Linked DNA regions of Mus musculus: region 1 is linked to region 2. The links are chromatin loops, found by intact Hi-C in ENCODE. Cell type or tissue: left cerebral cortex. All regions are shown on one strand.

Evidence for each region. Hi-C counts contacts between places; a loop is a spot of excess contacts. Peaks named below come from ENCODE experiments on the same cell type or tissue, not always from the same donor. Only the 100,000 strongest peaks of a DNase experiment are listed, where the experiment ranks them.
Region 1: a loop joins it to region 2, with 10 times the contacts of the local background. A loop is called at or near these places in 10 of 42 quality-filtered maps.

Annotation. Positions count from the first base shown.
Region 1 is chr1:161,972,857-161,980,856 of GRCm38, forward strand. 4930558K02Rik (RIKEN cDNA 4930558K02 gene) reads right to left here and starts at 6,780. Exons shown (of 7, transcript NM_001204904.1): 1 at 6,630-6,780. The coding sequence starts at 6,650. It overlaps Pigc (phosphatidylinositol glycan anchor biosynthesis, class C), which reads left to right. Exons shown (of 2, transcript NM_001039045.1): 2 at 1-579. In left cerebral cortex, a CTCF peak has its summit at 3,753 (motif pointing left); DNase peaks (open chromatin) are centred at 3,235 and 3,728.
Region 2 is chr1:162,309,481-162,317,480 of GRCm38, forward strand. It overlaps Dnm3 (dynamin 3), which reads right to left. Exons shown (of 21, transcript NM_001038619.2): 8 at 4,081-4,216; 9 at 1,912-1,979. Among named protein-coding and RNA genes, the nearest start is that of Gm39688, 67 kb to the right of the region's middle. In left cerebral cortex, a CTCF peak has its summit at 4,354 (motif pointing left); DNase peaks (open chromatin) are centred at 2,868, 4,362, 4,549 and 5,152; H3K27ac peaks cover 238 bases.

The DNA.
Region 1 (8,000 bases), 340 kb before region 2:
ATCTCTATGTAAAAATTTCAAAATCTGAGGGAAAAAATTAAAAATGTTTTTGGTATTGGATAAGGGACATTGGAGGTGTCATAACAGTTGGAATGTAGGTTAAATTTGAAGAGGGCAAAGGCACAAAATGAATGAGGTACTTTCTCCAGTGGCTGCTTCCATCTGTGCAAGTGGTACTTGCCCTCTGCTTGTTGTAAGTAGTCTCAAATTAGAACTAACAAGCGGGTAGTAGTATAGCATATTACTATACTGTGAAGTAATCCTTTTTATTTTTCTGGTTTCTCATAAAAATCTTGACGAGGAATTTCAACTAATGCCATTTTTTTATGTTTACTGTTATTGATGAAGATTGTTTCATGATTAAAAAAAAAGTGGGTTATTGTCCCCCAAGATCACTTACCCTGCTTTCTCAAACCCACGGGCACTTGGTTTGGGGGGGAAAAGACAAAGAACTGCCCCATGGAGCCCAAAGCATCCAGGCATTGCCTGTGATGGATTGTACACATTGTGTCTCCAAATTGGCACGAATTATTCATCGTTCACATCAACGGATGGCAGTTGGATGTAAAAAGGTATTGTAAAAAAAAAAAAAAAGAAAAGAAAAGCTGTGGGGTTTGTTTTTATTTTTTCACGGTTTAATACATTGCCTTATCTGAATGGGTTTCCAGTTGTCGACTTTAGGAAACTCATTGCCAGTGAGCAGAATTTTCCAAAAGGTTGAGCCACTCGTAAGAGTTGTGGGGCAAATGACTATGACTGCTGTCATCTCCAGCTCTTTTCTATCACTTTTGTCTGGAGTCACCCAGTACTCAATCGTATTTGTGGTTCTAGAAGGTCAGTGTGGAAGTGGTGGGGGATGGGGAGTTGTAAGATGCTCTTGAGTTTGAGGGGGAAGATACAGCAGTGTGTTTGGATACTAAGGGGGCTGAAGGAGAGAAAGTACCACAAGCAGGATCCAGAGTGGATCCATTGTTCGGTCCACAGGGACCTAAAGCATCCTGGTGATGAACAGAAGCTTGGGGTAAGGGGATTATAGGTCTCAGAGAGCTGAGTGCTTTGTAGTACAGGATCCTGCCCTTAATGGCAATCTCAGGGACTTTAAAGAGATAAGCTAAGCCACTGTATGTTAGTATTACAGAGCCTTATATACAAGTGAAGTCTAAAGACTGGCAGCAGTTTTGAGGCTGAGCATGGAGAGTGCCTGTGGCAATTCTGGAGAAAAGTGAGGGTCTGGATGGAGAGTCTGGCAGTAGGCAGGGGAACAAACGGGTTTGATAGTGATTTCCAGGGAATTTGCTAACCCCATGTAGAGCAGCGGTTCTCAACCTGTAGGCCATGACCCCTTCGGTGCCGAATGACCTTTTCACAGGGGTCACACATCAGGAATGCTGCATATCAGATATTTACATTCCCATTCACAAACAGTAGCAAAGGTTACAGTTATGAAGTAGCGGCACACAAATTTATGGTTGGGGGCTCACCACAAACAGAGGAGGAAGTGTATTAAAGAGTGGCAGCGTCAGGAGGGCCGAGGACCACTGATGTAGAGAAAAGAAGAGGAAGTAGGAAAACAGGAAAGCTGCAGTTATTCTAGCATGAGTGGACTTGTGTGTTTATTAACTCCACATGAATTAACTAATGCGTGCAGGGAGTGGAACAGATAATCCTAATGGGGTAGGTTTACATTTGTGCAGAGGGTGAGCCCCACACACTGCTCAGAGCCTGCTGCCTCGAAAGTCTAAGCAGAAGAGAGCAGGGTGTTGTATTTGCTATTATTTTTTGTTTGGTTGTGGTTTTTTTTTTTCAGTTTAGTTGCCTCACAACTAGGCAATAGAGGAATTAAAAATAGGTGACAGAATGACAAATTGAATAACCCAAATGATAGAAATCAAAGGGACAGGAAGCAGCCTTCTAAAAATTGGAGTAGACACTGGAACTCAGTCCAGAAGGAACATTCAGGACATGTGACCATGGCCTATATATTACTAAAGGTCTACATTACTATAGAGTTCACTAGTAGGGGAATTAGCAAACCTTTCTCAAACTCTGAAAAAAAAAGTCAGAGGGTAAAAGCAACTGTCCACGTGTTCGTTAGATTATGTCTTACAGAAGACAAAATGCCGAAGCAGCACCAGGCTAAGTCTGGACCATATGAAAATATAATTTTCCTGGAATTTTTGCATTTTTTCCGGGGAAAAAAAATCTAATAGGCCAGCAATGTAAATGGATTCTAAAAATGTGTAGGGAGAATGAAACCAAAAGTCACATTTTATTTTTCAATACTGAGAAATTCTGAGCCCTTACCTAAGTTGCTACTTGGATGATAAGACTCGCCTATGCCTCATTGGCTTGTGACTGGTCAGAATTCACAAAGAGGAAAAGATTCATCTGACGTGCTCCAGCAGTTGCTGAGACCACTGTTTGTCACTTCAATTCAGTTCTCTAGCCAGTCTCAACTTTAGAGCACACAGAAATGGTGTGGGCAGTATATTAACAACTCAGATTTCTAAAGTAAATATTGTTTTCGGGAGGAAACACCAGGGGAAAAAAGTTCAATAGTATTGTTAATTATGTCTCAACCTGTCAAATATTTGTTTACATAAAAAGCCACTGCCCTTCTGCTATTTTGCTTCTCTCCTTGAGCTCTGCTTGTCATTTGTTCTACATTAAAGGGAAGGTTGGAGAGGGGTGGTGTGAGAGCAAAGATAGGAGGAAGAGGAGGAGGAGGGGAGGAGGAGGGAGAAGAGGAGGGAGGGAGGAGGGAGGGGAGGAGGAAGAAGAGGTAGGAGGGAGGAGAGGGGAGGAGGGAGGAGGGGGAGGAGGAAGAGAAGGGAGGGGAGGAGGAAGGGGAGGAGGAGGAAGAAGAGGGAGGAGGGAGGAGAGGAGGAAAAAGGGGAGGGAGGGGAGGAGAAGGAGGGAGGGAAGAGAGGAGGAGGAGGAAGAGGAGGAGGAGGAGGAGGAAGAGGAGGAGGAGGAGGAGGAAGCAGTTTTGTCTATTTGCCCAGATAGAGTTGGTAGCTGGTATAGTTTGGATCTTACCTGTCAGTCAAAGACTCACATGCCTGATCTTTTAGGGCAGTGCTAGAACCTTTGGGGAACTAAAGGTGTGGAAGGAAGTGGAGTCTCTGAGAGTCTGCCTTTGAAGGCCTGGGCCTGCTGCTCTTTGTTTCCCAGCGACTTGAAATGAGCAGTGTTGTTTCTCCATGGGCTCCCTGCCATGGCGCACTGCTTCACCCCAAAGAGCCAACCAGCCTCCGGCTGCACCCTCTGAAACCGAGTTCAGGGGAAGTTGTTCCTCCTTCAGCCTGATCATCATAGGGAATTTTTTTTTTTTTTTTCCTTCCAGCCATGAAAAACTAAGGTGTCAGCTTTGGCGTTTGGGTGGAGAGGATCAGGGAGGGGCAGGGCTGCAGGGATGACAAAAGACTGCTAATCCTGGGCTGTTACCCCAAGCAGAGAGCTAGACACAGGTGTGTCTGTAGCGGCATGAGGACTCCCTGCAGAAAGTGTGCTTGTGTCTGCTGCTTTGGATGAGTCCGTAAGTACTGTGGACTTCTCAGAAAGCTTTTGGGCAGCTCTGGGTTTCAAAGTCCACGCTGAGAGTGCGTGAGGACGCACATGAAGACATCATTTACACCTTCCAAGCCAAAGAAAGGCCCAAGGACAAGAAAAGTAAACAGGTCAGCAGAGGGCATCAGTCACACAGTTATGAGTATTTCAAATCCTTCAAGTAGGCTTGGGGCACAGTGCCCTCTTGTGGAAGTTACAGTTATTCCTTTTTGCAATAGTATTTGTGGGTTGAAATGCTTCCTGACTTGTGAATCAAGTACATCTGAGGTCTCCGTAAATGCAGGAAGCAAATAGTAAACGGGGGCTTGATTGAGAACAATATCCACATCTTAGAGGCACACGGTGTGTTGTGTGTTCCAGTCATGATGCTTGCATCAGCAGGAGTATACATTATTTTATTCTCATAGCAGCCCTGTCAGGGAGGTTGTTTCCAGCTTACAGTTTAGTAGACAGAGGAGCAGAATGGAGGCAGGCAATTTTCTGTGGCAGGGTTGACAGGTTCGGCCAACGCTCTGCCTTTCTGACAGCTGAGTTGCTTCAAGGGCTAAAGACTGACTGGGAAACACATTCCTTCTACCATAGGGAGGGCGTAGGCAAGCTGGGCGGGCAGGGAGTGGCACATTGGAACCCGCAGAAGAAGGTCTGCTGGGATATGTTTAGGCCGGGCCAGGGTTTTTGGCTTCTTTTTCGGTCCTCAAATCTCAGGTGTCATCAATGTTGGTTTCCTTTGGGAAACGGCAGCAGTTACCAATCAAATGAGAGCGCCTCTTTCCTCCCACGTGTATTTGTGTGTGAACCGAGGATTGCCGAAAGTTAAAGCCACGAAGCAGCGGTTTCCCAACTGCCTAGCATGTGCACAGCGCCCTTCCCAGGCCTGGCTCGGCTCTTTCTCCCCCAACTCCCAACCTCTCCCCCCCTCCCTCCCCATGGAGAGGTAAGAAAGGATGGGCCTTAGAAAAGCAGTGGGCACCTTGCTTCACGGAGCATCCAGGAGCAGCCTGGGGTTTTCTGCCCCGAGGTTTTCTTTGTCCATACTAGTCCTGATTTCCCCAGTGCTGAAAAAGACATAGTCTCTTGGGGCCACTTAAAAGCTGTTTCTGCTTTCCCAAGCTTGCTGGCTAACTGCTCGCCACCCTGGGATGGCCTGTGGCCTCGTGCTGGGCCCAAGTTACATTTGGACTGGTGAGTGAGAACTCTGTGGGCCTCCCACTCTTTTTAAAATTACCAAATAAACAGATCCTTGAGGCTTCAGGCAGCCTTTGTGTACATAGCTGAAAATACTCTTTTTATGTTTAAAAGAGAAAAAAAAAAAAAAAAAGGCAGACCGAAGAAACTGTCTCTTGGCTCGAACTTGCTCTCTCTTGCTTTCTACGGTGTTCAGGCAGGAGAAAATACTGAGCCCGAGAGCCTGAAAGATTAGCTTTCAGCAGTGTACAGCAGTTCAAAATGGTACTTTTAAAAAAACGTGCGGGGGCAGACCCTCCTCGGCGTCTTCTTGGTGTCTGTCTTTCACATTTCAAAGGCTCAATGATGACTTCCTTGCATTTGTTCATGGCTGACAGGCATGAGTTTCATTGAAGTTGCTATTGGAGTCTGAAAACTGCATCTGTTCTAAAGTACCCTGAAACCTGATTAAAAACAGTATGGAAGTGGCAGCGCGGGGTTTTACCCCAACAGTAGCCGGCCACCTGTTGATTGCCTTAGCTTTTGTTTGATCTTAAGGTATTGATGATATTGAAACATAACAGAGGCTTCCAGTGTTAGGCTTCAGCATCTGTGAGAACAGCAGGTGTATTGGATGGTGTGAAGGCAGCTGGTTGTGCCCTTCCGGTGCTGGGTGCATTTCATGGGGCAATGGTCTAAGTTCATGGTGGTTTCCCCACACAGAGACTCCAGTTAAAATACAGGGAGTGCAGAATTGGTTTGCTTTTCAGTCATCTGTGTGTGTGTGTGCTGCACGTGTATGAGGCCAAGGCTCAATGTTGGCTGTCTTTTTCTCTCTCACACATTTTTATTTTATTTTTGGTTTTGGTTTTCTGTAGACCAGGCTGGCCTGGAACTCAGAGATTCTCCTCCTCTGCTTCCTGAGCACTGGGATTAAAGGTATGTGCCACCACCACTTTTTGGCTCTCACCTTCTTTTAAAGCAGGGTTCTCACCGATCTAGAGATTACTCGTTGGCTGGCCTGGCTGGCCTGCAAGATCCAGAGGTATTGCTGTTGCTGGTTCCTTCGTGCTGGGATTCTGGCCTTTTTTTTTTTTACCTGGGTTGTGAGGACTGGAAGTATGGTGGTCATGTTTACACAGCATCTCTCCTAGCCTCTGTTTTTTAGCAATCTTAACTCCCTGTGTGGTTCATCTAAAAACTGGATTTATAGTTGGGCAAGCATCCATCCTTATTTCTATCATCCTTATTTGTTGAGTTATAAGATACATATTGGCAAGGACAATATTATTTTCAGGCCATGAAAAGAAGGAGTGAGCCTTGGGGTCTATAACACTCATTAAAATGTCCTAGTCTGTACACACATAGCAGTGTTTTCCTCCTAGTCTTTGTTATGGTTTGAACAAGAAGTGTCCCTGCAGGCTCATGTGGGGATCCCATGCCTGGATGTCAGCTGGAATCTGAAGAAGTAATTGGACCTTGAGCTAATCCTTGATAGGTTCATAATTGATGGCCTTATTAGAAGGCGATGAATAGTAGGAGGGAGGGAATCGTGGGACATGCCATGGAAAGACATATGCTGCTACCTGTTCCTTCTCTTTGCCTCCTGGCCTCCACATTGGAAGATGAAAGTTGGAATAAAGAATTAATGAGTTAGCTGAGGAAGTGTATCTTATGAAACACCTACATACTATTAACAGTATAGACACATTAACAAGCCTTAGCATAGTTTAATGCTATCCTGCCTCAACTCAGGCCCAGAGCAATGGGTTCACCCAAGCTTGGACTGAAATCCTTTTTGTGTTTGCATATATGTTTCCAGAGGTTGACATACATTTATTTAGTGGTGAAACTCCAGAAGAACTATTGCTATTAGAAGTTCTAATTTTTCCTACCTTTAGCTCTCTTTTTTCCATCTCTCAGGTGTTCTCAGTTTTTTGAGCTGGGAACTGGAGAACACAGATACCTCTTTGTGCTGTCAAGGGGAGACTGCTACAGTACCTCTTGGTTAGGCACCAAAGCAGGTGGGAGACCCCTCCATACTTTCAACACCAGGATGCCTGTCTCCAACAGGCACTTGAATGACTTAGAATCTTGCAGCATGCATTAGGAATGAGAACTTTGGGTTTTGATTGGCTGGAATGCATCCCATTGTTCCTTTGTCCGAAGTCACAATTGCTACCTTCTAGAACATTAGGTCAAGGTTGGAACAAATGGATTAATGCTGGTCAAGAGCTCAGCTAGCTGCATCAGCACTTGAATCATTAATACTTTTTCCCTAGGAAGATGACCAAACCTTTTCTCTTATCATAACAATATGTGATAACTGCTTATTTGGTTATTTTGCAAGCTGCTTCTTATTCTATTGCTTCTCTGGTGCTCCTGCTGACTAAGATACTATTATAAATCCCAGCAACATCTAATACATAATGAGATGACTATGCAAGGAATAGTGTGGTTTTTAAAAGAATCTCTGACTCCTCTTGACTATCCTGAGTTATAGTTGATCTTGAAGACTGTCCTTTTGTCCATCCTGAATTATAGTCGATCTTGAAGACTGTAATACCTTTCCTCCTCTGTCACACATGGAGGATGAAGGGAGCTGTGAGGACAGAAAGCTAGAGATGGTTGAGGGAGAGTATATTATGAAGGAAATGAAAACCATATGCAGTAACCACAGGCCAGTGTATCATCATAGCATTTGCTTTTATTCCAGCTTCTTCTCTTTCCACCACAGACTCCCTGCTTTTTTCTTCTGTCTATAAAATAAGAGAACACACTTCAGGAGACTCAGGCCATTTCATTTTGATACAGTTGGAATTTTACTTTCTTCTCGTTCACTAGGTCAATTCCAATTCCAATTCCAATGTCCAAATTACGTAGATATCAGGTAAAAGTAAGTGTGCATTTCAATTTTGGACAAAGTGAAAAAAATACCAAGGACTTGAAGAAAGTTAGAAGCAAAAGCTTGCTTGCACTGGCAACACTTGGCTTTGCAAAGGGTTATAAATTAACCGTGGACTATTTATTGTGCCTGCAGGTGTAAGGATTTATCTAGTAAAGGATACTGTAAAATTCATGGGACTGGAAAGATGGTTCAGTGTCCAACAGTATTTGCTGTAGGAACACGAGAACATGAGGTCCTATCTCAGCACCCATGTAAAGAGCCGAGTATGGTCACATGCTTGTGTGGAACTTCAGTGCCGTGTAGAGCAGAGAGAGGAGGAGCCTCCAGCCTTGTTGGCCACCAGCCTAGCTCCAAGTTC
Region 2 (8,000 bases):
GGGTGTGACTGAAGGGGAGTCATCAATAACTTAGGTGACACACAATGCCTAAATGATGGATTTATAAAATCAACAAATAACAAAAATAACAAAAATCTTCTTTTTAATCTGGAATTAATTCAAATCTGATGTCATTGTATGCTTTTCTCATGTGAAACAGGAAATCAGGGAAGCAAATAAAAGGATAGAAGAAGTTATGTGTGTTTTATAAACAATGGGAACTGCAGCTGTGGGGTTCCATTGTTAAGTACTTGCCATCCAACAATCAGGTCTCAACTCAATCCCAGTGCCTAAGAAGTTAGGTGTGCTGGTGTGTGCCTATCATCCTGGCATGGGGAGCAGGCAGGGATGGGGGAGAGGTCCTTCTTAGACTGTCTTCTCAATATCTCATCTTGGCCCTGTGTCAGAAGCTGAACCACAACAGGCCTCCAACAGGAGGACCCCTCCTTCGCTTAAGGTAACCTATGAACCATGAACCAGCAACCTATGTGGGATTAGCTTACTCTACATGGGCTCAAGAAATGTGTATTAAAAATGTATATCATAATTCTAGACCATATCACTATAGGCTGAGGATGCATGTTTCCCCTGAGATCTGTGTGTTAAAATCCAGCATACTTGATGTCACAACATTATGATGTAGGGCCTTTGGCAAGAAACTAGATTGTAAGGGTGAGACTTTCAGGAACGAGATTCAGGTCTCATGGGAAGAGATGAGAGAGTTTGCCTGTCCTCCTTCGACCACGTACAGACACTGTGAGAGTTGAATGGTATACAAACTGGAAGACGTCCCTCACCCGGCCAGGTCAAGCTGGAGAGCTCTTGTGATTTTATCCTCCAGAACCATGAGAGACAGATTTCGTTGCTGATAAGCTACACTGTCTGTGCAGATTTGTTATCTAAAGCCTAAAAATACTAAAATACAAAGTAAGAGAACAACGCTACTCTTGATGATGGGAAATTCCGTTTCTAGCTCACTCCAGGCCATATTCTTGCCCCGTCACTCCAGTCTCCTGACCACACTGCCTGCAACGGCCAAATGAAAAACCCCAGCTCCCCTAAGACCATCTCTCTGCACCTAGCCATCCTCTGCTTCACTCCTGCTACTCTTCCTTCCTCAACGCTGCATTATTGTCTTCTACCCTTCAGGCCCACTGCACAAGTTCTTCATATGCATGTACCTATGTGCTTGTATGCTTACACACACACACACACATACACACACACTCACACAAACACATGCACATTCACACATACACACACACACTCATACACACTCACTCACACACACACACACTCACACATATTCACATACACACACACACACTCACACACATACTCACACACTTATACACACACTCACTCACACACACATTCACACACACTCTCACCCACCCACACATTCACACACTCACATACACACATACTCACACACACTCTATCTCACACAAACACAAATATAGGCATATAACACACTGTGATTGAAATTATTTATTTCATAGGAATGGTTCCATTGAAAAATAATCACCCTTCTTACTCTTTCCCAATTTCTCTCCACAACCCCAAATTATTCTGCCAGTTCTCCATTGCTTATGAGCATCTTAAATAAGCAAGACCCACCCCCCAGGTACAGAACAAACAGAGACTTGTTCACCTACTCAAAGATAAGTAGGATGCTCAGTTCTTATTGGAAACAGTACAGAAAGGTTTTCATTATTATTATTATCATCATCTTTACTAAAATCTCTCTAGCAATATAGAAAATTAGCACTAAGCTAAAAGCCAAGATTTTCTTTTTCTGACTTCTCACTCTCTCCTTTCTTTTGATGATGAAATACTACTTTGCTAGCCATTTGAAATGCTCATTTTCTTTGGGTAGCTTGAAGACAGGAAAAAATGTGGGTCACTTGCCTGATCCCATGTATGTTTTTGATTGCGTAGCTTATTTCTCTTCTCAGTTCTTTCTCATTGAACTCCATCTGCAGATGCAAAGCAAGCTACGGTTATGACACTTAATTCTTTTCGATAATATTATTGAATGGTATAGAATGAGGATAACCTTACTGTTATTAATAAATGGATACTCATGTCCTTTGTAAACTAAACCCAGATGGTCAAAACATCTGTTTATATGGAGTTCAAGGCCACATGGAACACTGGGGATTTCTGGAAGTTCCAGAGGATCAGTGTGTGTGTGTGTGTGTGTGTGTGTGTGTGTGTGTGTGTGTGTTAACTCTGTTACATATGGGGAGTGCTGTGCATAAGGAATATCTCCTGGACATAAACCCAGCCACTCATTTGAAACACAGAATTATTTTTTGCTGAATGTACTAAAGTGGAGGCCACAGGAGAATGCATAAATGAGAGTATTTTCTGATGGGTGGCCACAACACAGCTGTCTTTTCTTTCTGACCATTTTAAGCACCTGACCATAAGACCTCTTTATAAGAGGAAATTAATAATACCTTATGAAGCCAACACAGGATGCATTGCTATATAAATATTTCCCAGACGTCCTAGGCACTACAAATCTACTTGGAAGTAGGATCAAAGTGCCATAGAACTTAGTCCCGAAAGGCACATCCAAAGAGCACCGGATTCAGTTTGACAGGGATGCAGCCGTTCCAGCCTCGCTCGCTGTCCATTTCCTCCTTTATGCTCTCTGCATCTCAGAGTAACAGCTTGCCCTAAGCTTCTATCGTATCCTGTGGCTTCAGGGTTCAGAGTCTTTGTCATCCCTTCCTTTGTGTGGTCAACATTTGTGCTCCCTTTCCCACCTCTTCCTGCTTATCTGACTATCCTTCCAAACTCAGCTCAGACGGCTGGCTCCCTCGCATCCTTGGGCTGGGATTCATGTCTGTGGGCAGTGTTTCCATGGCGCCCTATGCTAAAGTTTGTCACTTTGCTTAGCACATTTTAATAAAATGATCTATTTATCCACCTTCTTCCCACACCAATACATAAACATTCGCCTCCTCATATTGAAAAAGTGGCACAGTCCCTAAGCTACTCAGCTGCTGTACTGAGCAACCCCCCCACCCCCACCAAACGCAAACAGCTCTCGATCCTTCCTACCCACTGATACTTTCCATCAGTTTCCCCATCTGATGGGCACCATCATTCACTCAATGGCAAAAGACAAACCTTGGGGAGGGATTTTCAACCTCTGGTTTCTGTCTCTTGAATCAATCCCAGCCTGTCAACTTTACCCCTAAACTCCCACAGTCCTCCGTTTCCCTCCATTCTTTCTCCTTACATCATTTTGACTGAGAATGTACATTTCAGAGCTTCCTCCTTGCACAAGATCCCTTCCAAGACCATGTGCCCAACCATGTGTTTGTAATTTTGCTTTCTTTGTCTCTAAGGGACTCCTGCGATTGCAGAAGCTTCAGGCAGAAAATGTGGTCCATCCATCTCTGGTTGGGCCCCTCCCCTTCTTTACCACATCTACTGCTTGCCCCTTGGTGATCCAGCAGGCACAGTTCTCTTTGGAGATGATCAGCCCAACTAGATAACAAACCCCTGTGTAAAGTCCTCCTGTTGCTTTCCATTGTAAATGGTGAACAACTGCAGCCAGGAAAGTCCTGGATGCACAGCTTCATCCCTAAGCGAGCCTCTTCCCAGGACTTTTCATAACACTGATGTCTTTGTGCCAGGCTGGTCATGGATAATAATGCCCTTCGTCACCCAGAGGGAGCCTATCTAAATATCCCATGGAAAGAAATCTGTATCATGTCACCATAATAACACTTGAATTTTTCTTATGTTATCTACTTTTTTCATTGTCCTTACTAGATAAATTCAACCCCTTTCTTTCTTGGTCACTGAGACTTTGGTCCATAGGGGAGTCTCAGAAATATTTTAAATTAGACAATGGATAGATATCATGGAAAACTGAAGTATTGTTTCTTGAAGTATTCTCTATGAACTCACTGAAATCAGAAAGAATATTTCAAGGACAAAGGATTCGATTCCAAGGACTCTGTTGGTCCTGTGATAGATCACAGTACAGCGAGAGAGCTGCAAGGGAGATCAGGGAATGCGGTGGGACAAAGGGAGAAAAGAACATTAGTTACAAACCTTCACTATCTCAAAAGGAAAGCGTTCGTGGAAAATGCGGTTGATCTTAGCACCGCCAGAGAGCTCTAAGGTGTCTACTTGATCTCCTGACCCTTCGATTCTCTTCTCAAAGTCCACAGCAAACTGTTGGACCATCCTAGAATTGAGAGAGAGAGATAAACCCGGGTTAAAATTAGTTAACATCACAGGGCTCTCCTGTCCCTGATTTTACTAAGGGTGTAGCTTAGACTCCTTTCCTGGTGTTCTTAGTGACACCTACTGGTTGAGTTGGCACTGCACATCATTCAGCTGTGACAAGGAACAGGAGATTTATTTTACACATTTTAACTAGAGTAAATATTTTAAATATCGTTCTCTTTAAATGGGTGGTATCCATTTGTGGTTATAACCTGAAATGGTATTTAAGGAACACTTGGATTTTAAAAGTTATGTAATAAATCTTAAGTAGAATAGTCAAGTGAGCCTCCACTCTGGTGATGTCACGCCTGCCCACTCCCAGCTACTGCCACTGAAAAACCCACACACAAGCACAGCTGCACACCTACACACACATCTACTCACCCAACCATCCCCCCCCCACACACACACAGGGCAGACGCCTTTTCTCCCTCAGTCTGTCCTCCTCATCCTACAACTGTGTGCTCTGAGGGTGGCCAGAGCTTTGAAAGTCATCAAGACACAGTCTCCCCCACCTTCAGATGCCACAATTCATAGGAGATCCTGGCCTGCATATTCAATCACGTGCAGGACATATATTTTCTTTTAGCTGTCTCAGATCAAAACACCTAAAACGTGAACTGCTTAAACTGCTTTCCTTCTGGGTCTGGAGTCTGTTGATTCCCCTATCTTGGCACAGCCATTGGCAACCCCTTCTTGGATTACCAAGGTACCTGTAGGTTTCCATCCTGATCCTAGGATTCTGCCCAGGTCAGACCCTACACCGTCACAGCCACACAAACCTGGCTGGTTTGCTTTTCGGTGCTTTCCCGCAGTTTGAGTTAACCCATTATGTAGGATTCTTTGTGCTGTGACCTTGGCTGTTCTTGAGGCTGATCTCTTGCTCAGCAACATGCACCATCTGATCCAAACACAAAGAATCTACTGCCCAGTCCCCACACGTACCATGTCTCTGTATTTGTGTACGTGCTTTGAGGATTTACAGCACCATTGACTCCACTCCTTGCCTGGCTAATCTCCTTCTGTTCTCAAGAACCAGCTCCAGTACTAATTCTTCTGAGAAACCCATGATGCTCGGTGGTCCTCAGCCCCCACCAGCATCTACCACTGCCCAGATGAAGGGATCTTCTGCTCCTTCAGCCTCTTTCTAACAAAATATTTATCAGACCACATCACCACTGCTTGCTTCGATGCCAGCAGCTTCCTGGAAGGCAAGGGCATGCACCATATGGGCAACATATAAGAAATGCTTAATAAATATTTGTCCTGTGAATCAATTAACTATCTGAAACCATCTGGTGAAAATAAAAGAGAATAAAAAATGTATTCCTGTTTGTGATGATTACTTGGTTTAAGCAATTCTAATTCTGACATCCTAGAAATACTACTTTCAAATTCAAAATCGAAGCGAAAAATATTTTCAGATCTTCTGAAACCTGTATATTTTTACTGCCAAAATTTGATTGGATACAGTGGGTTACAGTAATTACAAATTATTTAGCCATGCTCGTGTCTGCTGTTTTTAATGGTTTTTGTCAAGTACCTGAAAAGTGGTGGTATATGCATTAAAACACTAGAAATTTTTACAAACTTCATCTCTGTCAATTCTTTCCCATCCACCTCCCACTTAGTGGTATTGGAATAAGCCTTCCCTGAGTCCACTCTATTCTCTTCCCATCCTCCTTAAACCTAACACACACCCCTTGTACTTCAGGGTCTTGAGCATTACCTCCATCTGGGAATTGATACCTCTCTTCATATGCACCTGACTCCTCCTCTGGGCTCCAACATTCTCTACTTATGATAAACAGCATTTATCAGCGTCTAACACAATTCATCATTTATATGCTTGTCTTGATGATCTTATCCTTAAGTGCAAAGTGTCACTTTCATTGTTGGCTTCATGGTGAGTAATGCATAGCCAGAGTCTGAGTACGGTGCATGAAAGGATGGCAGGAAAGGGGAATGAGGAAATGTATCAGGAAAGACAGGAGCCCACGCAAAAAGAAGATGAACCAACAGGCTAGTCAATGATCTGATTGAATATTCTACAGTCAAGACCCATGACATGACAGAGGCAAGGACCATCCTAGCATCCTAGTTTCAGATAGTTAGAGATACTGATGTATGACCTCAATATAAATACATTTCTTTTCTATATAACTTGAAGAATTTTTATGAGTTTAACCAAAGGCTAGGAGAAACAAACAAACTTGGAAATCATTCTACTCTTTAAAAAAAAATCATCTTTGCCATGGTATTATTTTAAGTGAAAGACAACATGATACAACTAAGATGCCACTGAAACTTTCTGAATATTTGGAAATCTCTTTTAAAAAAAAACTGAAAAACCACCAGTTCAGTACTGTTGTGACTTCTGACCAAAGCAAGAACCATGAACGTACTTCGATGCATCCTTGCACATTTGAAGGAAGATTATATTCCCCACTCTTTCCAAAGAGCAGTAACAGTAGGGTACTGCTAGGTCTACGCCCATCTGAATAGACAATGAACTTCACGTTGTAGGAGGACACTACAGAAGTCATCAGGTTGACTAAGTAGCCCAGGTTTACAAAAAGAAAGATGTCACATTGCACTGAATGGGTACAGCAGAAAAGTGCTAATGGCATCACTGTCCACGCAGGTGCTCATCCCAGGAGGTTGTTATCACCAGGCGAAAGCTGGACTACAGTGGGAAAAAGTTCCTAGAACAGGAATCCAAATCTCGCCAAGTAGGGAAGAAATAAGACAAATATAAGGAAGAAACTACTGGCAAGAGTAGTGGATCAGAGGGCCTTGTGCACACAGATAAGGACTGGAAAAGCCAGGAAAGTTAAACATGAAGGCTTGTCTCTTCAAAGGAAGGAGATGCTTGCCATTCCACACAGAATTCTGGGAAGGGATTTAGTTTATGGCCTGGTGATCTTTTGCTATCTGTAGGGCCAGGCTTCACCCAAATATTATGTCTGTTCATCCCAGACTTCCCACCACCCCTAAATCTTGAGCATTTCTTCTCAGTTCATAAAAGCTATCCTTATGAGAGATGTCACTTATAGTTCCCAACAACTCTATAGCCTGCATAACTTCTGTTATCTTAGGGCCAGGCTAATCCTGACTCCCACTGGCATTCTGTTTACCTCAGTCATTCTCCCCAGACCCTCATCCTTATCTTGAGCAGTGTTCCTGACTCAACAGAAATTGTCTTTATGGAAAAGGCCATATATATATATTTATATGTGTGTGTGTGTGTGTGTGTATATATATGTGTGTGTATGTATATATATGTGTGTGTGTGTATAGTCATATATATATATATATACATATATATATGAATATGAAAAGAGTTTCCATACAAACATGTCTTAAGCATGTGGGACTCAGCTCATTGTCATGAGGAAATTTTTTTCCAAATTTGTGCTGTGCTTAAATATGACTAAAATAAACCAGTGTCACACTCCAGAAATTTGGCCCAATACCACTAAATAAATCAGAGTGGACCGAGTTGAATTCTTGTCTCCCTCACTGCCAGCCATGAAGCTTGCAGGCACACACACAGTGAAGACACAGGAAGAAAAGAATCTTACTTACCACAAAGTGGTTGAATGAAAAAATAAAGGAATTAAATTTTGCTTGGGGGTATAAGAAATAAAGTGCCACAAGGTCAACCAGGGAAATGGTTTAGTTGCTTAAAATGTTTCCACACAAGTAAGAGGAGCTGAGTTCAGACCCCTAGTACCTACATA